Regions from separate parts of the Homo sapiens genome. Here region 2 is linked to region 1. The links are chromatin contacts, found by POLR2A ChIA-PET in ENCODE. All regions are on one chromosome and are shown on one strand. Each heading gives the region's core, a stretch centred on a gene start or an enhancer-like site at or near the end of the contact. The rest is flanking DNA. Distances are from core to core; before and after follow the strand shown. Region 1 overlaps RHPN2 (rhophilin Rho GTPase binding protein 2). Region 2 overlaps CEBPA (CCAAT enhancer binding protein alpha).

Region 1 (3,453 bases), core at 704-3,203:
GAGTGCTCCCTGAGCCTACATTCCTAGGGGCAGGGCCAGAAGGAAGTGAATGAAGCTCAGGCTGTGTTTTGCAAACAAGGATTTAGCTCCCTGACCTGTAACAGGAGACCTCCTTGGGCTGCTCAGCCCAGCCCCACAAGAAGGCCAGGAAGGCTGGGCAGGGCGAGGGGACAATGCAGCTGTAAGCTGAACCTGGCTCTGCAGTGCAGCTGTGCTACAGCCAGGTGAGTCCCATCCGGGGGCATGGAAAGCCGGATCCTGCTGAAGGCTCCTCCAGGCTACTCAGGGCAGGAAGCCAGGTTTGCAGCTGTCCAGGCAATGAGAAGAGGAGGAGCGAGTGTCCTGAGTCCCAGCTCCAGGGTACCCCAGCCCCAATGTGGCAATGACAGCGCCCTCTAGGTGCCTTCTGGCCTCCCTGAGTTTTCCCATCTGCACCATGAGGTTATTTCTTTCCCACCTACCTCCTAGAAGACTGTAAAGATCAACCATGCTAAGAAAGAAACAGTCTACTTTGAAAACACAGTAGTGCAGGCCAGGTGCAGTGGCTCACGCCCATAATCCCATCACTTTAGGAGGCTGAAATGGGTAGATCACCTGAGGTCAGGAGTTCAAGACCAGCCTGGCCAACATGGTAAAACCCCGTCTCTACTAAAAATACAAAAACTACCTGGGCATGGTGATGTGTGCCTGTAATCCCAGCTACTCAGGAGGCTGAGGCAGGAGAATCACTTCAACCAGGAGGTGGAGGTAGCAGTGAGCCAAGATCACGCCACTGCACTCCAGGCCTGGGCAAAAGAGCGAGACTCCATCTCAGGAAAAAAAAAAAAAAAGAAAAAAAAAAGATCAACCATGCTAAGAAAGAAACAATCTACTTTGAAAACAGGGCCAGGCATGGTGGCTCACACCTGTAATCCCAGCTCTTTGGGAGGCCGAGGCAGGCGGATCACGAGGTCAGGAGATCGAGACCATCCTGGCTAACGGTGAAACCCCGTCTCTACTAAAAATACAAAAAATTAGCCAGGCAAGGTGGCGGGCGCCTTTAGTCCCAGCTACTCGGGAGGCTGAGGCAGGAGAATGGTGTGAACCCGGGAGGCAGAGCTTGCAGTGAGCCGAGATCGTGCCACTGCACTCCAGCCTGGGCGACACAGTGAGACTCCATCTCAAAAAAAAAAAAAAAGAAAAAAAAGAAAACAGAAGAGCGCAGGACCCAAATGCATGGTGCCGTGTTGAATCTGCACAGCTCTCCCTCTTCCCAATGACACAGGGCAGTGACTGGCCACTCTAGAGCCCAGGGACCAATCCAGAGACCTTCGGTTCACTCTGTGGGAAGCCCTGTGTTGCACGTCCCTGCTCTTCGGCATGGCAAATGCGAGTGTGGAACAGCCGACATTTATTCCCAAACCTTGGCCCCATCTCGCCTCCTCCAGAACCTGAACCTTTTGGACAAACACTGGAATTGAACACCAGAGCATAGGCTGGGAGAACCTTCCATTAGCTGTCGCACTGACTGGGCGTTCAAAACTGCACAGGAGGCCGGGTGTGGTGGCTCATGACTAATCCCAGCACTTTGGGAGGCTGAGGTGGGTGGATCACGAGGTCAGGAGTTCGAGACCAGCCTGGCCAACATGGTGAAACCCCGTCTCTACTAAAAATACAAAAAATTAGCTGGGCATGGTGGCATGCGCCTGTAGTCCCAGCTACTCAGGAGGCTGAGGCAGGAGGATTGCTTGAACCTGGGAGGCGGAGGTTGCGGTGAGCCGAGATCATGCCACTACACTCCAGCCTGGGTGACAGAGAGAGACTCCATCTCAAAAAAAGATAAAACAAACAAACAATAAAAACCGTACAGGAGCCCACAGGTAAGCCAGGCATGTGGTGTCACAAAGGGAAGAGCCAGCGAGGTTTCACACACTGACGCCTCCCCTCCAGCTCTGAAACCACCCCGGTGCCCTGCAGAGGACCAGCACCAGGAAACACACATTCCATAGGTGACTCAAGGTTCCCAAATCCCGGGAGCTATTTTCCGACTGAGTTTCCCCTGGGGCCCACCTACTTTTTGAGAAGTCTCATGCCCACACTGAAGAAGCACGTAAACCCTTCTCTGAACTGTCTCAAAGTTATTTCTCCTTAAAAAGAAGCATTTCGCTTAGGGTTCTGTTTTGTTTTTGTGTTTTTTGAGACAGGACTTTTTTCTGTTGCCATTACTACAGTCTCGACCTCCCTGGCTCAAGTGATCTTCCCACCTCAGCCTTCTGAGTAGCTGAGACTACAGGTGTGCACCACCATGCCCGGCTAATTTTCCTATTTTTTGTAGAGATGGGGTTTCACTATGTTGCCCAGGCTGGCCTTGAACTCCTGGGCTCAAGCGATCCCCCACCTCAGCCTCCTGAAGAGCCGGGATTACAGGCATAAGGCAAGAGGGGCATTTCTTTCATAGTTAGATCTCCATTTTTGGAGATGTATTGCAATTCTGAGGGATGGTGTTGTTGGCTTTCACGTTGAAGAAATCGATTCCAAAATTGAGTTATGGAGAATGATACAATAGAGTGCCTTCAAAATTGACCTAGGGGCCAGGCACAGTGGCTCACATCTGTAATCCCAGCACTTTGGGAGGCCAAGGCGGGCAGATTACTTGAGACCAGGAGTTCAAGACCAACCTGGGCAACATGATGAAACCCTGTCTCTACTTAAAAAAAAAAAAAAAAAACAATTAGCCAAGTGTGATGGTGCGTGCCTGTAATCCCAGCTACTCAGGTGGCTGAGGCACAAGAATCGCTTGAACCCAGGAGGTGGAGATTGCAGTGAGCTGAGATCGCTCCACTGCACTCCAACCTGGGTAAGAGAGGGAGACTCTGTGTCAAAAAAAAAAAAGGAAATACAACCTTAAAAGGAGACTGGTGTGTTACTTTAATTTGGATTTTTCTGTTTCAGTTTGTCCCTCCAGCTAGGAAACAGACTGCAGTCCAACGTAAGTACAGTGCACAGAATCTCTGTGTGTGCATAGTGGCCTCCCCTTACAGGGTCAATTTTGGCCTTTGGCCTTAATCCCAAAGTATTTGTGTATGCTTTTTGTTCCTTGGCAAATAAATGAGGAAATAATTAGCCAACATTGGAAAGGTATTGTCCTAACAATGTCCCTTTAATATTTCTTAGGAAAGTTATGGTGACCCACTAAAATATCCTTGCTTAATGTCTGTTCAGTTGAATTTAATAACATATCTTGCTAATGTTTGCGTGTCTATGAAATGTGACTACGCGGAATTACTGAAAATTAACTATAAAATCCAAGGCATCTAACTTTTAAACTTATCTTGGCTCATCACGTATATTTACACTAGATTTTATACTGTGTTCATTTGTTTTTTTTTTTTTTTGTCTGTTTGTTTTGAGACAGAGTCTTGCTCTGTCAGCCGGGCTGGAGTACAGTAGTGTGATCTCGGCTCACTGAAACGT
Region 2 (3,453 bases), core at 501-3,000, 270 kb after region 1:
AAAGGTGCTAGTGGGTTAGTTTTATCTAAAGAAAGGAAAAAGAGGCCTGGCAGGGTGGCTCACGCTTGTAATCCCAGCACTTTGGGAGGCTGAGGAGGGAAGATCACTTGAGGCCGGCAATTCTGAACCAGCCTGGGAAACACAGTGAGACCCCCACCTCTACGAAAAATAAAATTAATCCCAGCAGCTACTTAAAGGCTGAGTAGGAGGCTGAGGCACGAGGATTGTATGAGTTCAGGAGTTTGAGGTTGTGGGAGTGGTGACTGCACCACTGTACACCATCCTGGGTGACAAAGTGAGACCCTGTCTCTAAAAAAAGAAAAGAACAGAAAAGCCTTCCCGTCCTCACTAGTATAGGAAAGAAACAGCTGGAATATCAACACCATCTAGGCAAGGACTCTGCCCCATGCCTGGAGAAGGCCTGTGGGTGCCTTGGAGGCCCCTCTTGGCTAAACAAAGTCAGGGGTTTCTGCTATCCCTTGTCCTTCCCCATGAGTGGCCCCTTCCCCTCCTGTGAGACCAGCAGCTCCTGGAGGAGGCCTGGCAGGTTCCTGCCTGGGAAGGAGCAGGTGGGAGAGCTGGGAGGGGCAGACACTCCTCACCAGGCCCAGTGGCTCATCGCAGGTGTCAGGGCCAAACCCCACGTTCACAGATTCCCAGGAGATCCAGGAGATAACAGTAATATCCGTGACAGCACTAAGCCATCAGGACGCATCTGGCAGCAGAGGAGATGCCTCCCTCCCTTCTACCCTTGCCCTTTCCTTGAAGGCCAGCTAACCCTGAACAGCGCTGTCACGGGACACAGGGCTCAGGAGTGGCGCAGCAAGGGGGGCGAGGTCCCTGCAGTCAGGTGCTACATGTCAAGGGGAGATCGATCAGGGCAAAGGAGAAGCATCCAGGCATCTTGGGACTGGGGCCAGCAGGAGGCCACCCTCCCCAGGTATTTCATCAAAGCTGCTGCCTCCATAAAGCCCTCCCTGGTGGACCCTGTTCACACTCTGAGATCCCCTTCATTGCACTTGGCAACCTTAAACCACAGCTTAGGGCCTCAAGGGTGTGAGCTCCCCAAGAGCCAGAGCAGAGTCGGCTTGTTCCCAGCCCAGTGCCCCATCTTTGGCGCAGGCCCTGGCATACAGTAGGCATCTGATAAATACTTGAGGTGTGTTCAGTGCTGGGCTCTTGGAATGGTTCTTCCTGAAGGCTGTAGTCAGGAGGGGAACTGTGAGGAACCCTGCAGGAAGCGGTGGGTGGCCAAGGGTGACTCTGTTCCCGGGAAGCCCCTACAGCTGGACACGGGGTACATGCTGGGCAGGTTCACCCCATGCCGCCCAAAAGACCTTCCTCCCCTCTACTTTGGCCCCCCCCGGGGGCCTCGCCCTCCTCATCCCTTTCCTGGGGCTGGATGTGATTGGATCCTTCTTGTCCCTAACAAAGCCCACCCTGGAACTCAGGACCAGGAGGAGGACTCGGGGTAGGAGGGATCCCTTCCGGGAGCCATCAGCTTTAAAAGAGGAAGCCCCTAGCGGGCTGGCACAGCAGAGAGGAGGGGAAGGAGTGAGGGCAGGAGGGTCGCCCCACCCCCTCCCGTCCTAGGACCTGTTCTGGGGGGAAAGGGGGAAGCCAGGGATCAGCCCCCTCAAACAAGAAAAACTGGAATTAGCACTGAACTCAGAGGGTTTGCTGGGGCTTAGCAAGCTGCGACCTGCCCCAGGCCTCGGGGCACGCGGCGGGGCTCTGCCTCCTCTGTTCCCAGGGTGGCGGGGCAGGCGCCGCCTCCTCACTGGGCTCGTGGCCTCTCCTCTGCCAAGGGCGGCCGTGGGTGAGGAGGCGGCCAGACACAGGACAGAGTGGGGGGCCGGAAGGGGTGCCAGCTAACCACGCAGGCAGGTAAAGCTAAGCTTCCAGAGTGTAAAAGGAATGTGTAATTTCTCGAAAATGCCCCAGCCCGCATTGGTACACACAGTAAGCCACTCAGTGAACATTCTCTCGGTACAGAGTTAAAAAAAAAAGAAAAGTGCAATTTATCTTTTACCCTCCGTGAGGGTAAAATCTGAAAAGCACCATCAGCCTCCTGGGCCTCTTTCTCCCGGGCCTTGTTAGTTCAGGGATAAGGGCTGCCCTCCCTTGCTTGGCTGTCACTGCTGCTAAGGGGGTGCCGGAGTGCCTGACCTTACAGGGTGCTCATTGGAGTTGGGGGCACACCAGCACTCAGTCCCCTGCTGGGTCTGGGATGAATGCAGTGGGGAGTGTGGATGCTGGGTGGGTTCTTGAACAGCCAGTGTGTGGGGCAGGACCAGACCCCTGTTGCAGGCCTGCCTCAGCCCCCTTTCTTGTGAGGGCTGGGGCTGGGCAGGTGTGGAGGGCTGGATGGAGGGGTCTCTCTCTTCAGGCTGCCTTCGGGCCTCGCAGGGGTAGGGTGTAGCCACATGGTCTAGGGAAAGAGGAGAGGGTTGGAGGGTCCTACCACTGGAGGCCTCTTCCTGCTGGCCGAGGGTCCTGCTGGAATCTGGAGCTGCGGTGTGTGTGAGTGGCCAGGGCTGCAGCTGTAGGTGATTTGCAAGGAAGTCTGCACAAAGGGCTCCTTGAGCCTAGGGCTGCTTAGCCAGGCCTACCCCTCAGGCAGAGGACTCCCTCTCCTCCTCCCCGGGGCAGATAAGAAGCCTCGCCAAGGCCTCAGCCCAGTAACCCCTTCAGCCCCCTCCCCTGACCCCAAGAGACTGCCTTCAGGCTCTGGACATACTCCATTTGGAGCCTTGTCCTCTGCTATTTATTTGTCTTGCCTGGGGGAAGTAAGTCACCCCCTTAGGGTAAGAGGGGCTCAGGATGGATGGAGAGCTCATGAAAGTCAGGATTGCCGCCAGGGAAAATGCTGTATTATTTACAAATGTGACCTGGCCCACAGACAACCTTGGAAGTAGCTTCTTTCTGGTTTTAAAAAGACACCGACATTGACTTTGATATGTTTATATTATAGATATAATACATAAAACATCTAGAGTGAGACTCTACGTTCTCCCCAAAAGAAGAGAACCAAGCCGTCCTTCCCTGCTCCCAGCCCCAGTGATGCGTTGGCGGGAGGCCACCTCCCTTCCCGACCAGGAGCCAGGGCCTCTGGGGGACAAGCCTTGTGGGCAGCCCAGGCCGGAGGGGCTGGGGAAAGCTGAGGGCAAAGGAGAACCCCCCTCACCTCATTGGTCCCCCAGGATCAAAAGTAATCCCAAAACCAAAAGGAAAGGGAGTCTCAGACCCTTCCCCCAGCTGCCGACGGAGAGTCTCATTTTGGCAAGTATCCGAGCAAAACCAAAACAAAACAAAAACCAAATAAAATGGTGGTTTAGCAGAGACGCGCACATTCACATTGCACAAGGCACTGCTGGGGCACAGAGGCCAGATACAAGTGTTGATATCGGCTGATAAAGCAAAATATTTGGAAAGCTTGTCATAACTCCGGTC

Evidence for each region. ChIA-PET counts read pairs that join two places held with the same protein, here RNA polymerase II (POLR2A).
Region 2: POLR2A ChIA-PET joins it to region 1 with 17 read pairs in IMR-90. The contact joins two enhancer-like sites. POLR2A ChIA-PET finds 5 or more read pairs at or near these places in 3 of 52 experiments (HepG2, IMR-90 and naive thymus-derived CD8-positive, alpha-beta T cell).

The regions. Positions count from the first base shown.
Region 1 is chr19:33,022,623-33,026,075 of GRCh38, forward strand. All of the region lies in intron 3 of RHPN2 (rhophilin Rho GTPase binding protein 2), which reads right to left. Among named protein-coding and RNA genes, the nearest start is that of RHPN2, 41 kb to the right of the region's middle. Within about 2 kb of position 1,954, at least 3 of the 41 ENCODE cell types and tissues checked have a DNase peak (open chromatin) inside an H3K27ac peak, as active enhancers do.
Region 2 is chr19:33,296,986-33,300,438 of GRCh38, forward strand. CEBPA (CCAAT enhancer binding protein alpha) reads right to left here. Exons shown (of 1, transcript NM_004364.5): 1 at 2,949-3,453. Among named protein-coding and RNA genes, the nearest start is that of CEBPA, 3.8 kb to the right of the region's middle. Within about 2 kb of position 1,751, at least 8 of the 41 ENCODE cell types and tissues checked have a DNase peak (open chromatin) inside an H3K27ac peak, as active enhancers do.